2 separate regions of the Homo sapiens genome follow, and region 1 is linked to region 2. A link is a loop called in an ENCODE intact Hi-C map of the cell type or tissue named here. Cell type or tissue: sigmoid colon. All regions are shown on one strand.

The links. Hi-C counts contacts between places; a loop is a spot of excess contacts. Peaks named below come from ENCODE experiments on the same cell type or tissue, not always from the same donor. Only the 100,000 strongest peaks of a DNase experiment are listed, where the experiment ranks them.
Region 1: a loop joins it to region 2, with 2.3 times the contacts of the local background. A loop is called at or near these places in 2 of 110 quality-filtered maps.

Annotation. Positions count from the first base shown.
Region 1 is chr1:107,685,952-107,693,951 of GRCh38, forward strand. It overlaps VAV3 (vav guanine nucleotide exchange factor 3), which reads right to left. Exons shown (of 27, transcript NM_006113.5): 18 at 2,430-2,455. Among named protein-coding and RNA genes, the nearest start is that of MIR7852, 210 kb to the right of the region's middle. In sigmoid colon, no CTCF peak of the experiment used is centred here; a DNase peak (open chromatin) is centred at 3,470; H3K27ac peaks cover 678 bases.
Region 2 is chr1:107,568,592-107,576,591 of GRCh38, forward strand. It overlaps VAV3 (vav guanine nucleotide exchange factor 3), which reads right to left. Exons shown (of 27, transcript NM_006113.5): 26 at 5,456-5,607; 27 at 2,570-4,781. The coding sequence ends at 4,740. Among named protein-coding and RNA genes, the nearest start is that of MIR7852, 320 kb to the right of the region's middle. In sigmoid colon, no CTCF peak of the experiment used is centred here; a DNase peak (open chromatin) is centred at 4,260.

The sequences.
Region 1 (8,000 bases), 120 kb after region 2:
TTCACACCACCATGAGAATCAGTCTCCAGGACCTTCTCAGTCTCCTTTGATCTACCTAACAATGGTGGGCTGGTTGGGGGGGTGGGGGGGGAGGGGGGGCAGGAACCAAACTCAATTCTATAAGCACTTGGCAGTTATTTCTTGCCTCATTACCATTGCCTTATCTTTCTTTCCCTCTAAAAAAAAAGGGATTTAAAGTAGCTAAATATGTATGCAATGATAAACTTGCTTCTTGGAGCCAGAGGAACTTTCCGAAGGTCCACTCCAGAATGGGATGTGAGATGTACAGCCCAGGTATGGTTATGGACGCCCCACGGATTCTGTGGCTAGTGAAAACTGACCTACCTCGCAAATAAAGTGCAAAATTTAAAAAAAATTCACAATCATAACTATTGAAAGGGAAGCAGAGGAGGCCTATAAACTGGTACATGGAGAGAAAGAAGGTCTTCAAGAGAGGAGAAAAAATAAAAATCACAGAGCTTACAAATTACAAAAGTGTTTCACTATTTACTTATGAGAAGATTCCTGAGCAGCATACAATCATCTGCCTTGGAGAGTGAACACACCTGGTATAGGGTGAGAGCTGCTTCTTAATATTAGTTTGCTGTATTTCTCCCTTAAAACAAACTCAAGTTTCCAAATGGATTGACTAGCCTCAGAGCTTACTATAATCCTCCATCCACACAAAACAGAGATTTTTAGTACAGTCACACAGTAAATAAAAATTATACTTATATTGAAGAGTGAAACAAGTCACTAAAAAACTGATGTTATATATTTTTAAAAATCAATGTGAAAATTAATTCCTTGTATCATAGGCTTACATGTAATTTAAAAAGTATAAAAGTGCCTGTGAGAATTATTTAGTATCACATGAAAATTATTACCCACTTCTTATTGGCATATTTTCTTTCTGTAAGCACACCCACTTCACATTACTTAATTAAAATGAAACCATCTTCCTTGGAAAAAATAATATATATATCTAAAAGGATAAGTGTTAAGTAACACTGAGGTAAAGTTCAGAACTCTACAAGGTTTCTTTCTCAATAATATAATAATAGCAATGAGAAAGTGAAAGAAGGCTGCTTTGCAAGATCCTTGGCACTGCTGGAAGAATCCTGATAGCCCTAGTGAAAAATCTTACCTGTCAATGAAACACTAAAGGAACTCTTTGGTTAATTTATTTTAGCTCTAAAGAAACTCATATGGCCTATTAAAAAAATCACCTTGTTATGCATTCTTTGGTCTAGACTTTAGGTTTTAAAATATAATCAACAGATGCACTGATTAGGTGCATATGAGCCTCTTTATATCACACTCTTGATATCCTATATGTTCAAATTATGTACTTATGCAAAAAGTAGAGACAAGCACCTCTTATATTTTGCTGTACTTTTTCTTATTTTTACTAGATGTTGGATTAAAAACATACTAATATCACTTTTAAAGAGAGGTTTTAATTGTTAGATATTAATTTACAAATCATAATTTTCATCGTTACTTTGAAATTTTCAGATTACTGTACTTTTGGTTCATATAACTAATCACACATAGTTTGTATTTTATTTTTCTATGATTTCTAAAAATGTTTTGCTATGGCCATTTGTGGGGAGGGGCAGTCAGGTAAGAAATCTGTTATTTTTGGTTGAAGGTCAAGGCAATGATTGTCTGGGAACCATTAAAATCTTTTCTGTCTGAAATTTTATAATTTTGGGGAACTCTATATAAACAACATCAAACAACACCATTGACAGTATTTTCAACAGGAAAGTATTTAATGATGGGCAACTTGCTGTTTACTTCCTACATATCCCATCATCTTCTGTATTTTTTTAAATAACTTTTTTTTGGATTTTTAAAGTAACTTTATTCTGAGAGGTAACATGGATTACATACTTCTAAGCCATTAGGAGACTCTATGTTAAACCAAAAGGAAATGTTACTAGATCTTCATTTGATCAATAGGATGTGATAATCATCATCTTTCTGCTCTAATGGAAAAGTACTAGAAACATGGAACCATAATCTTAGATGAACAACGTTAGAATTTGCACTAATTCTACGGAATTTCAGTAATTCGGCAAATGTCGGGCAGTGACACAACATTTCATGACGGGGACGCATCTACCAACTTCTGGCGATAAGGGCCACCCTTCCCTCTGTACTTACAGTCCCATTTCATACACAGTCTTTGATTAAATATTCACATTTTTTCTCTACCTAAGACCTTCGGACAGTGACAGTGAACATTCCTTGGATTTAACTTTTGCATTTTGTTCACAATCACTTGGTTGTTCCCTCTGTTTCTGTTTATTTCTATTTATTTTAAAAGGCACATTTAACAGTGTAAAAGCCCAAGCCTGGTTAAGTTAGCAAACAACTTGAAATGCAAAGGTTATAAAAAATATTTAAAATGTTAATCTTACCTCTGGTAGTTTGAGTGTCCCTTGTTCTGAAAGAAATGTAAAAATTGGCATTGTCAGTGTAAAGTTATTTTGTTTGGTTAGCAACCTTAGCTTTCTCTGCAGAGTGGTAAAACACCACTGCTTTGTTTTCTTAACTGATACCTGTAATATATTTCCACGGTCCCTCAGGCTGGGCTAGTAATTATTTTGCAACCTTGGTTCTCTTACCCTATTGGCTTGTCAGGAAAGTGACTCACAGTTTTAAATGACTTCTAGGTTATGCTTAACTTTTTCCATTGTTTATTAAGCAATGTCAGTCCTACCACATAAAGCTCCTTAAAACAGGGGCTTACACTAAATTTATAGGCATAAGAGAAAGCTAAATGCAACCTTTCTTTCAACATGCCTCGTTTTAAGAATCTAAAAACACTAAGCTAACAAAGGTACTGCATTGACGATTTGTAACAATAGCAAATTATACATAGTACAACATTTCGTGTGAATTGTTTTTTGTTAAGTGGCTATAACTTTTATTTTTAATTTTGGCAGAAATACAGTTTGAGTTAAAGATGGAACTTAAAAAAAAACTGAGTCAGGATTGATTTTAATGCTAATTTTCTTTTCATATTTAGTTTACCTCCAGAAATAGGAAGAACAATTCCTTCATTACATTTCAGGCCCTGCAAATGCCTAATGGTTATAAGGGCCCTGAGATCTTCAAATGCGTACTATAGTAGAAGAGCAAAGGATCGTTCTGGGGATAAGGGCGCACACGGCACTTGGAAAACTGGTGGGCAGCATCTTTGCCTCCTTTCCCCATACCCAGGAGCACTTATACATGTTCTAACTTCTCCAGACAGACAGGAAATCCCTCATCATCATAAGCCCAGGCCTATACCTTCCCCATCCAAAATGATCCTCTAAAGAAGCATCTGAAAAGATGCCACAGAGAGACATCAGGACAGAAAGAGCAGGCCTAAGTGGGAGCTCTGCAGGATGTTTCTTTAAGAGATTCTAAGAAGCTCCCAGCCAGAGTTGAAGGGGAAAACTCCTGCCAGGCCACCTGACTAGCTGCCACAGATTGCTTTACACAAGAAGATTGCCTGGGGCATGGAACAGGAGGTTGGTTTGTTTTTTCTTTTCTCTCTAGCTTTTTTTTTTCTTTTTTTTCTTTTTTTAACGAATACTTCTGATTAATGGAAATGGAAGATCCATGGGCAGAAAGTCACCTTCAGAAGAAAAGCTAAGTCCTCATCCCTTTGTCAATTTCAAACCCCATCACCTTGGCTTTCACAAATAACTGCCTTCTATGAAGGCATCTTTGCTAGCCCTGAAATCAACCTTTACAAAGGAGTATTCCTGGACAAAAAGTTACTTCATTTCTTCTTTTCCTCCCTATTGGAAACACATAACGTTTCAGAAGAAAGATCGCCCAAGAGCGCTGGTTTGGGAAGAGGTTCTATAAAAGTGCCATTTGGCTGGCCCAGTCTTAGAACCCAGGTTAGGGGAATTTGGGTTCTTGACAGAACAGCTGTGAGACTTGCTTCACTGGTTTGCCCAGAAAGACCCATATACACCAGAATATCCCTATTCCCCTACTGGTGAGTTAGAGCCTGAACTGAGAGTCATAAACTGCAGGAAGTGCTAAACAGTGGGAGCAGTTTAAGTTTTCCATCCAAGGAGATTGAGGAAAGCTTTCTACACGAGCTCCAAAATTGGGGAAACCTCAGCTCTTTTGGGTTCAGTGTTCATAAATGAGTGTGCACCTGAATTTCAATTCAAAAATAATTATTTTTTTCTGATTCTTCCCATAGAAGTGTTTTTAGGTCCTTGCAAAGTAAGTCTTTTACAACATACTTTAAATGTATTATTCATGGCATAAAACCTATGATAACCCCATGTGTCAGTAGTTGTCACACCATGTTCCATGAGGGTTCTCTGGGTGACCCCCAGGAAGAGGAAACAATGGTATTTACGGTGGTCAAGTAGCTACGGAGACACTTGCACCTCTTCATCAGAGGAGCAGATCCAGGAACAGAAGTCCTGCATTTACAGGCTCTTCATATCTTGTGCAGGGTTTGGCTGCCAGGTGGCCAGCTCTTGGCAGAAGAGAGGATCCATCATAGAACACCAGAGGCTGTGAGACCCAGACACGGCACTGATGAGACTGGTACAACACTGGGAACAAACTAGACTTAGCTGTCTACCTTACTTAGCTATCCCTCCTTTATTTCCTCCCTTGTCATTGTCTCCTGCTTCCTTCCTCTGGTGTCTCATCAAGAGAAGCAACTTTCCTCACATTTCTGATTGGGTGCTTTAAGAAATGCTCTACACAAAGCCTTCTCTGTGTAACCCAGATAGGAAAAATTGAAAAGGGGCTTTGTGCTGGATGCAACTCCAAGGGCATGAGTCCTTTAGTAGGGCTTCCCCTTTGCCTTTCTCCTTGCTATCCCTTCCTGTCCTCATGGCCACCACATTCACCCTCTGCCAAGGAGAGGCCTGCTGCATTCATGGATACGGCATAGAGCTGTTTGCACTCTGATCTGATCATGCTGAGTGTGCCACATAAATAGCAGCTCCTAGAAGTCTGTTTTTATTTAATCATGTTTCATGGTAGGATTCTGTAAATTTTCTAAGAATAAGGCAAAACCCAAAGGAGTATCAGTAACTCTTAGAATCTGCTGAGTTCAGAAATTCTTAGCCAGGCTCCTGTATTTATGCTTTTGTGCTTGTGACAGTGACTATACCATTAAACAGACTGCCTCCTTTATAAACACAATCTAAACTGTCATACCCACACTAATGCAATAGCCTGTTCACTGACACTAAAATAATGGTAAGGAGAGAAAGGAAAACCCAACTGCAACACTGAAAATACATATATTTTTCAAAGTAAAGTTTCATTCTGGCTGAAAAAATGGAATAAGAAACCTTTTTGTATGGAGTATTCTATGGAAAAGTTGCTCTAAGTTTTGAAGCCTGCAACCCCATTTTTACTTCCTTTTGGTATCCACCTGAAACTACTATGGTGGGCACTTGGATCTCTAGAAAACTCTGTTCATGCCTTAGTTCTGCAATAGAGCTGAGATAATTAGGGCTGATTATCATCAAATCTATTTTGGCTGTACTCTGACCTAGAAGAAAGGTTGGCTGCTGGTTGAGATGGGATGAAAAAGTCTCTCTTTCTGTATCTCTCTTTTTCTCCTGGGAACTTTCTTAGGATTGTAATTCAATTCTTCAAGTTTCCAAAAGTTTTTAATCCTCAACTTATATTTACCCTGCAGCCTACTTCTCAGATTCCTATTGATCAAACTATAAAACATTCTTCCCCTTTCAAGAACCTTTCTAGATGGTGACTCATGGGCCCTCAAGGGGTTTATACCTTGCATTCTTTCATCATGTCCCAACTGGCTTAATATAATTCTGAGAAGTGGTGTTGCTGAGGTGCTTGGAGCCTTTGCAGAACTCCATCTTTAATGCCAGCACAGAGTTCAATGTGCATTATTGGTGCAAGAGAAACAATTTTCATGGAAGCTTTAAATTTCAAGTGAAAATTTAAATAATTTTTACTTGTTTAAATATAAAATTCTGTCCTATTTTGTTTTTCAATACAAGTGGCTCTCAATTCATACATTATTGCACAATTTGCTTTGTCTCTTATCTGAAGTTCTATTCAGACTAAACACATCAATGTCCAGTAAGACTGCCTATCTCAACAGGGGCCACAGAAAAGTAATTACCAGTACAGTTTTTGAAGGTACCCTATCATCGTGACTAAAGTGCTATTTCTGTGAGACATTACAACTAAAAAATGCTTGGACTGATCAAATTTTGGAGAAAGTTCACTTTCACAAATGCTATGTTCACTACTCAGATATACAGCAATGTTTTAAAAAGAAAATAAAGCAAACCATAAACTATAAATAATACTTAGAAAGAGGCTTTGATTTCAAGTCTTTTCAGGGGCTCTAATAGGAATACAACCATATAATAGATTCCAATTCACATTAATAATTATTAATGTACCATTAAACTGACCCAAATAGATGGAAGGAATAATAACTACTCAAGTATAAAATTGTCTTTATGAGTTTTAAGTAATATTATGCAGAACTAAAGTCATTTTTGGTTATGAAATCAATGGTCAATCTTCAGCTCACGTAAAAGTACTGTGATAAAATGCCTAGCAGTAGAAGGCTGAAATAAAATTGTATCCTGAAAGCTTATCTTTTATGTTAAAATGTAAAATATGATTTATAAAGGAGCCCGGTTCAGATACCAATGTGGGTGCAGGTTCTAGGTAGCAGTCTCTCAGTTTTAAACCACTAGGATACCACAGCAACGTCCTTCCAATTAGGAGTGGCTATAGCAGCAGCAGGAGCAGCAGCTGGCCTAGATAAAAGTGCAATTAAACAGATAAGCAAATGGGGATCTGCTTCAGTTAAATATTAGGGCAGCTGAGGCTTGCATTCTCACTAAAGGAAAAGATGCATTATACCAAAGTCGTTTGCTCCAACAGTATTTCCCTTCCAATGTTACTTTGTTTAAACTGAGAGGATGCAAAGCAAGCTATACTGGTCAATGTCAGAGTAAGAAGTGGAGACCAAAGGGGCTTAGTCATGTAGTGTAGTGGGGGGAAAAGCAAATGTCCATAAAGATTGCTGTCTGGGATTAGACCTTCGCGGTGGTGTACTGTGAGAAGGAAACGACACCCTAAAATTACATTAGCTTTGCAGTGACTCGTTCAGAGAAGCTTGCATAGTGGAGTTCATACCTATTCATTATTAACGTTGGAAAGTTTTGGCATGCACTTCAGAGCTCCTGTATGTGTTGATCATTGAGGTTGCCATAGTGAATGTGAAGAAGTCAACTCAAGTTCAGGGAAAAGGAGAGTGGAACTGCCTGCCCTTTATATCCATGCACATCCTCAAATGTTAAGACATAAACTAATCATCCAACATTCAAATTTGTTTCCAAGTTGCATAGTTTGTCTTATTAACAAAATAAACTTAACACATCTTTTTTTCATACTTCAAATGCACTTGAGTTAATAATCTGTCATAATCACATATTAATACAAATGAGGTGCTTCATTCAGAAATGCACTGCATTTTTGTCAAGTAATTATCATTTCCAGGGTGAATGAAGACTAGATTAATATAAGGGATATAGAGCATGAAATATAGAAGGTTTTCCAACCCAAGGAAGACAACATCCAAAAAGGGCTAACTTGAACAAAAAGAAGTGTTAAGAGATACTTCAAATGCTTAATAATATTTAGCCACATCCTATAACATCATTAAAAATTATATTCTGGTTGAAATAGTCCTATTATGGGAAAAAGCAACAACAACATGATATTAAGTGCCACTCCTCTGAACTTGGTACTAAGGGGTGGACACAAAAGATGAGAAACATATTCCGAACAGCAAAGGAGCATATAATCTAACAGGGGTAGAGACAGACACCAAATAGTCCATGTGTTTCATTACATTGCCCAGCTTCCCTTGCAGTTAGGTTGAAGCCATGTGACTAGTTTCAGCCAATGGACTTGATGAAAAATGGCACTGCTTACTTCCAGGCTATGGGTCT
Region 2 (8,000 bases):
GGCACAATGCCTAGTGGGCCTATTTGGCTTTTGGAGGCAACACATTCCTCATTTGGGTATATTAGTCCTGCCCAATTATCAAGTGACCTGAAAGGCTGCCAGTTTTGAGTGGGGTCCAGAACAGAAGGCTCTGCAACAGGTCCAGGCTGCTGTACGAGCTGCTCTGCCACTTGGGCCATATGACCCAGCAGATCCAATCGTGCTTGAGGTGTCAGTGGCAGATAGGGATGCTGTTTGGAGCCTTCGGCAGACCCCCATAGGTGAATCACAGTGGAGGCCTCCAGGATTTTGGAGCAAGACCCTGCCATCTTCTGCAGATAACTACTCTCCTTTTGAGAGACAGCTCTTGGATTGCTACTGGGCTTTGGTGGAAACTGAACATTTGACTATGGGTCATCAAGTCACCATGCCACCTGAATTGCCTATCATGAACTGGGTGCTTTCTGACCCATCTAGCCATAAAGTGGGTCATGCACAGCAGCATTCCATCATCAAATGAAAGTGGTATATACGTGATCGGGCTCGAGCAGGTCTTGAAGGCCAAGTAAGTTACATGAGGAAGTGGCTCAAACGCCCATGGTCTCTACTCCTGCCACCCTGCTTTCTCTTCCCTAGCCTGCACCAATGGCCGCATAAGGAGTTCTCTATGATGAATTGACAGAGGAGAGAAGACTAGGGCCTGGTTCACAGATGGTTCTTCATGATATGCAGGCATCACCCAAAGTGGACAGCTGCAGCACTACAGCCCCTTTCCAAGACATCCCTGAAGGACAGTGCTGAAGGGAAATATTTCCAGTGGGCAGAACTTCAATCAGTGCACCTGGTTGTGTGATTATATACTGATACGTGGGCTGTAGCCAATGGTTTGGCTGGGTGGTCAGGGACCTGGAAGAAGCATGATTGGAAAATTGGTGACAAAGAAATCTGGGGAAGAGGTATGTGGATGGGCCTGAGTGGCCAAAAACTGTGAAGATATTTGTATCCCATGTGAGTGCTCACCAATGGGTGACCTCAGCAGAGGAGGATTTTAATAATCAACTGGCTAGTATGACCCATTCTGTGGACACCACTCAGCCTCCTTCTCCAGTCACTCCTGTCATCGCTCAATGGGCCCATCAACAAAGTGGCCATGGTGGCAGGGTTGGAGGTTACACATGGGCTCAGCAACATGGACTTCCACTCACCAAGGCTGACCTGGCTACAGCCAGTGTTGAGTGCCCAATTTGCCAGCAGCAGAGACCAACACTGAGCCCTCGATATGGCACCATTCCTTGGGGTGATCAGGCAGCTAGCTACCTGGTGGCAGGTTGATTATATTGGACCTCTTCCATCATGGAAAAGGCAGAAGTTTGTCCTCACTGGAATAGACAATTACTCCAGATATGGGTTTGCCTATTTTGTATGCAATGCTTCTGCCAAGACTACCATCCGTGGACTCACAGAATGCCTTATCCACAATCATGCTATTCCACACAGCATTGCCTCTGTCCAAGGCACTCACTTTATGGCTAAAGAAGTGTAGCAGTGGGCTCATGCTCATGGAATTCACCATCATCCTGAAGCAGCTGAATTGATAGAAAGGTGGAATGGCCTTTTGAAGTCACAATTACAATGCCAACTAGGTGACAATACTTTGCAGGGATGGGACAAAATTCTTTAGAAGGCCGTGTATGCTCTGAATCAGTGTCCAATGTATGGTACTGTTTCTCCCATGGCCAGGATTCAAGGGTCCAGGAATCAGGGGGTGGAAGTGGAAGTGGCACCACTCACCATCACCCTAAGTGATCCACTAGCAAAATTTTTGCTTCCTGTTCCCGCGACATTCTGTTGTGCTGGCCTAGAGGTCTTAGTTCCAGAGGGAGGAATGCTGTGGATATGGGTACAGCCGGGCGCGAGATTTACACCCTCTCCCCCGCACTTTCAAGGGCCCTCCAGAGCTCACCAGATGCCGCTGGAAGCGCGACGCTTTCCAAGGCGCGGACCCCTCTCTCCAGGCGAACCCAATTCCAGGGCGCCCTGCCCTTCACAAGGAGAAAAGAACTCTCCCCGGGGCTTCCATTGGCTTCTCTGGGATCCTTCGCATTACTGTGCTGGACGCTTGGCAGTGTCCATCTCCGCCACTCCGGATTCGGGATCTGAACCGGACTCCCTTTCGATTGGCTGAGGGCAACAGAGGCCATCGCCTGTCCATTCAGAATGGCGCTCACCTATTTCTCAGGACCGAATGACCCATGTCCAACTGCTGTTCACATGGAACCCTTCTCCACTTCGGCCTTTGAAGTTCTCTTTAGAATATGTGCTACTACCACCAACATCTGCACCTGCGGCGGCTCTGCCCGGGCCCAGCCCTGGGCTTCAAGACTCACCGCAGCGGCCCTCCTACTAGACGCATAGCGTCCACGGGGCTGGCGGGCGGGGGGGTGGTGACCTCCACACATACACTGCTTCTGTTCACTCTGGACTGCTGGCGATGGCCTGGTACAGGCCCAACAATCCAGTGCCATCCATTTTCAGGGGAACCCTGACTAATACAGGGATCATTCAATAAAAAGACTCCAACTCTTAGAAATCAATTTAGTCACTATTTATTATATTGACATATTTACAAAATAATACAAAGTGAAATACCACTCTAATTCACCGTATTACACGAGGGCTGCATACAGGCAAGACAAAGTATATGGAAAACATTTACTTCTGTCTTTGGTATTAGAACTCTACACAAATCTGCAGCATTTAAATTTTCCAAAACAAAGTATTAAACGTGGACAAAGATGTAATTGGTAATGTCACAAAAAGGGGCTCCAATATCCTCTGCTAGGAAACCCCCAGGCCCATGAAATGCAACAGGAAGACTAAACACCATTTATAAGGAGAGGGTCTATTGACTAAAATAAACAATACATGCTACAATACCATCCACAGGAGTGTTTCTGCTTGTGTGAGGCTGCTCCCTCCATAACAAAGTTCGGCTGACGGCAACAGACAAAACATTCCCGAGACAGAGTCGCAGATAAGACTTTACAGGAAAGAATCCATTCCAAGAGTACACTTTGAGGTGTAACTTTATTGTACAGAACATTTTATAAAATACATTTTTGTGATCATTTACACATATACAAAGACTTAAATGGTTTTAGCAAATAATAATTTTTCTAAAACACAATCACAGTTTACATAATTCTGAGGTAAAGGTCTTGAATCTATCCTAGATGAAAAGTCCTAGCCCATGAGGGTCTCTAACAGGGGGATGTGTCCACTGAACCTTGAGTTCTGGCACCCAGACGGATTGATGAGAGGGCAGGCTACACCTGCTTCATTTCAGAGATGATTCAAAATTTCAGAACTTAATGCTCCTGGTTCAGTTCTACTAAGTTAATGCTTCTTTTTTTTCCCAACATGTAACTCTCTCAGTCTTGTCAGAACACAACTTCTGCTATGGAGGAAATATTTCCATCAGGAAAGGGCCAAGTTAGTGTCTTAACTTGACTGCCTTGAATGGGGACTCTGGACCCCAGGAAGAATGTATTTAGGCTCCTCACAAAAAAGAGTGATGGCTGGGCAAAACAAATGTACTGCAAGACCCATCTTCCCTCCAGTTAATACACTCCCAGGATGGGCTGCAGAGGGGGAGACTCTGAGAGAAGCTGGAGGCCCACAAAAGTCCACTGACCCTCTTTCTGTCCCAGAAATGAATAAAGGACCCAGTTGTGCTTTCCTTCCAAAATCCTCAACAAAGTTGTTTGTGCTCCAAGAAAATGTGGGAATAAAAAAATCATGTCCCAGGTCATCTTTGTGTGTGTGCGGGGGAGGTGGATGGGAGGAAAAGGCATGTATTAATAGATACTGCTGCTATAAAATGACATAAATTATAGCCCTTGATCTGTTTCTGTAAACAATGCCAGCTTCTTCAGGTTATTGGCAACTACCCTTAATATACCTAGCCCAGATCCTTTCATAAAGTCAAGTGCTATATTTCCAAAATAATCCTATGAAATCATGAAGGTTGTGAAGGTTTAATATGAAGACACCCTCTCTTTTGTGTGCTTTTTTCACCTTTTATAAAGAAGTTTGCAAATATAATCAGGACACCAAATAAGTAATTAAAACCCTTCAGGGATAGCTCACTTATGATGCAAACCTGAGCACTGGCCTCATATTTTATAATATCATGAGTAACATCTGAGGGTAAAAGTGTTTGCCGGGCAATGAGTCACCTTGTTGGACAATTTAAGACAAGTAAGGCTGGATCTTTCCAGTAAGCTGCTCAAATGGCAGAACTCCAATTTTTCGTCATGCTGGGAAAAGGAAAATTACACTTCTGCTTCTTTGTACCATCAAATAATCTGGTGAATGGCATGTGAGAATAAAGCAAAAGTGTATTAAGATTTACTGATGACTGGCATTCATGGTATCTGACCAGAAGAAGTAAAGGGAAGCACGAACCAATGTGTTTGCAGGGCTCTTCTGGGAAGAACAGCTCTTGGTTTTGCCCTGGTCCCTGACAATGACAGACTGGCAGGCTGTTTCTTGCACAGCTCTAGGCAAGCCATTAATCTGTCAGTACCAGCATCTTTAGAAATCTCAGCATTAAGACTTAGGAGGGGCTAAGGAGGGAGGATGTTGAACAGCCAGAAATGCAGCTTTTTAAACACTTCAGTTAATTCACGATGCTGTGCAGGCTTCTATTTATCCCTTCTCTGAAATTTTTGGTGCAGGGTGCAACACGGGATTTGAATTTATTCATCCTCTTCCACATATGTGGATGGAAACCAGCCCACCTAAAAAAGAAAAGCAACCAACACAGCAACATGACTTTGTATCTGACACTTCAAAGGATTCTACAAACAGAGTATTTTGTTTTCATAACACCCCAATTAAACTGGGGTTTTATGTCCATTGTAGGTGAGAAGATTGGTTTAACTGCTCTTAGAAGCCTAATAGAGTAAATGATCGAAATGGAGGAATAAAATAAACAGTGTTCTAATCCACTAGCACACAAATAAATATGTAAATTAAGTATAATACAGGGGGGCTCTGCTGCATAATGATTCCTATTTCTGCTGTAGAACAGGATGAAAAGACAGAGGTACTATGTCCCATTCTTTCCAATTTACATCAGCAGTTCTTATAGATATTTTGCAATACACATAAAGTTTAGCTCTATGGCTCAGGGTCTAAAAAGAACTGAAATGCTCCTCGACTCTTTTCCAAGCAGCAAGCTGTCCCACTTGCCCAGGTGAATTTTATTTATGTCACTATCATATTCATTTCAAATATTTTCAGCGAGTCCCTGGTATCAGCAAAACACAGCACCAGTTTCCAGAGGGCAGAGGCCTGTGGGCTGAAAGCTGTAATACAGTATAGAGGCTTCTCCCTGGTGCCACAATGGGTGCAAACAACTGCTCAGTCCCCTTCTTTCACATGCACCAGCACATCGAGAGGGCCAACTTACCCTGCCATTTACTTCTCCTCTCCACCAGCCATTTGCACTCATCTTTGTGTAAATCTTCACCACATCTCCTTTCAACAAGGACAACTCTCTCATATCTCTTGCACAGAAGTCATACCGAGCGATGGCAATGCCCAGCACTTTTGGACTTAACACTGTCAAGAAATGACAAGCAATGACAGTAGGTTTGCAGTTCGTTAACAACCATAACAACCTAATCAGATGAATGTTATTGATGCTATCAAATGCACAGTCGTGATTTCATTACAGACCAGCGATAATGGCAGAGGAGCTTGAAAGCAGCAGAATTGCTGTTTCAATTCAATCAGGTGCAAGCAAATTCGCTTCATAAGTTTAAAGAACCATTGTCCTGTTTTTCCATTCTTCATAAGAACCTCAATCAAAGTAAGGACTAGTTTTTATAAAAATGAAACAAAACAAAACAAAAAAACAAATTAAAAAAACTCGTTAATATCTAAGTATCTAAGGAGATAGATTCTAAAATAATTTCATCATACACTTCCTATTGATGGCCCAGTAATCTAACCAGCACCTCCAAGGTAAAGCTTTATGTTTTTATCCAGTAACTGCTTTAACTAACACTCAAAACAACGAAATATTTTGCTCTGATGTCAGTCTCTTGTCAAATCTATGTTATCACTTCTGGTTAAGTGGCACTTTCTTCCCTAACAAGGCTTTCTATGTTAAAACTATTTGGGGATAAATTTAGTTATTGTTTTCTATATAATTCACCTAAGTGAAGAGGTGTGAATCAGGTCTCAGAGAAGGAACACACAAATACCATCTATATTTTCTTTCTTTGAAACAAATACTGCCTTACAGAAAAACTTTACTGATGTATCTAATCAAAAATAAGATGTCAGGGTATTAAATATCCTGTGTTCAGAGTTGAGTTTCTCTGTGTGTGTGTGTGTGTGTGTGTGTGTGTGCGTGCGTGCGCGCGCGCGCGCGCACACGCGCGCGTGTTTAATATTCGATGGCAGGAGAGGAGCTAACTTTCTCCCTGGCCCTGCTGGCCCTGTTCTGAAAAGAAAACTCCATTCCAGTGGTTCATGTTTGTTAGTCTCTAGTGTTTCATGGCACGCTTTATATTAACTTCTCTACCTGTTGCTCTTTGGGGTTATAAAGTGTTTTCAATTATATGTTCAGTGATTCTGAGAATCACTCATCGGAGGTTGGTGAAACTTTATAAATCTTAAATGGTAAAGGAACTTAAGTGTAAGAAAAAGAGACAAATGGGAAACACCAACCATCTGTATTTTTAACAGTTCCCAGGGCTCAGGCAGCAGAAGTTATGACCTGTGTTACCCTGGAAGAGCCTGCCCACTTGGCCACAGGGATCTCTGACCTATTATTCATGGCTTTGTAATGACAGAAATTTTTTTAGACTCCAGGTGTCCATCACGAAATAAATGAATGGCAATACTCTAGATTTCAGAACTGTAAAGGGAGTAAAAATAGGTCATTTTGTTTTACTGTTCAGGACACAAACCACTTTAATAGCTTTCTCACTGAAAACTGTCCCATTACTGGGGCACTACTGTTAGAGTCGGTGCACATAAAAACACCCCTATGATGGAAAAACCCAATCATCAACTGTGTGGTGACCTTGCATAGGTCTCCTAACCCCTCAAGGCCACATTTTTTCTCATCTATGAAATGAAATGTTTGTACTAGATGACTTCTAAGTTTTTTCTAGTTTTAAATTCTATGATTTTTATTGGGATGTGCAGGTTAATTTTTAAAAATCGGTCAGAAAACAGACTTTATCTAATGTATACCCTAAATGTCATGTAAATAGCCATTAAACTCTCTGGGTAATGACAGAAATCAAGACCAAAATGCCCATGCACAAACCGAAGAACTGCAGAATTCATGGGCGCCAGTCATCTTTTCAAGTAATGTGTACTGAATTTTACTTTTATATTTGAAAACAAAGTTGGGATTTTATTTCTATTTATTTTCTTCATGAAAATACATAAACATTGGCTTTTTTCAACTAAACTTTCTGGTCTTCAAGAAAAATAATGATTTTATAGATTTTTCATCCCCCTTTATACTTTCAGCCCCATCCCTCTGCAAACTCTCCCCAACAGATAAATTATAGAATGTCTCATGGCATGAGCACACACACAAACACCAGAGGAGTGAAATGTCATGATGAACGGTGACTATGACAGAGAAGAGTAAAGTGCATGGTGGTAATGGAACTCGAGGGATTGTCTGTGAGGAGATGTATCCGTATGAGAAGCCATACATGGAACTCAAATATTTTATTTGCAAGCAGAAGCAAGTTGAAGAGACAAATAAAAGTAGTAAAGCAGTACCTGACCAGAAAGGAGTGGAAGAAGGGGGAACAAAGCTGTAGTCTGGAGGAGTTACAAAAGAAAAGCCACAGAACAAAGAGGGGGCTTTGAGAAAGAAAGAAAAAGAGAGAAGCAAAAGAGCATTTAGGTATTGGCAAAAATATCTCAACACAACCATTTTCACCCACTTCTTTCCTATCACCATTTCTAAATGAAGAACA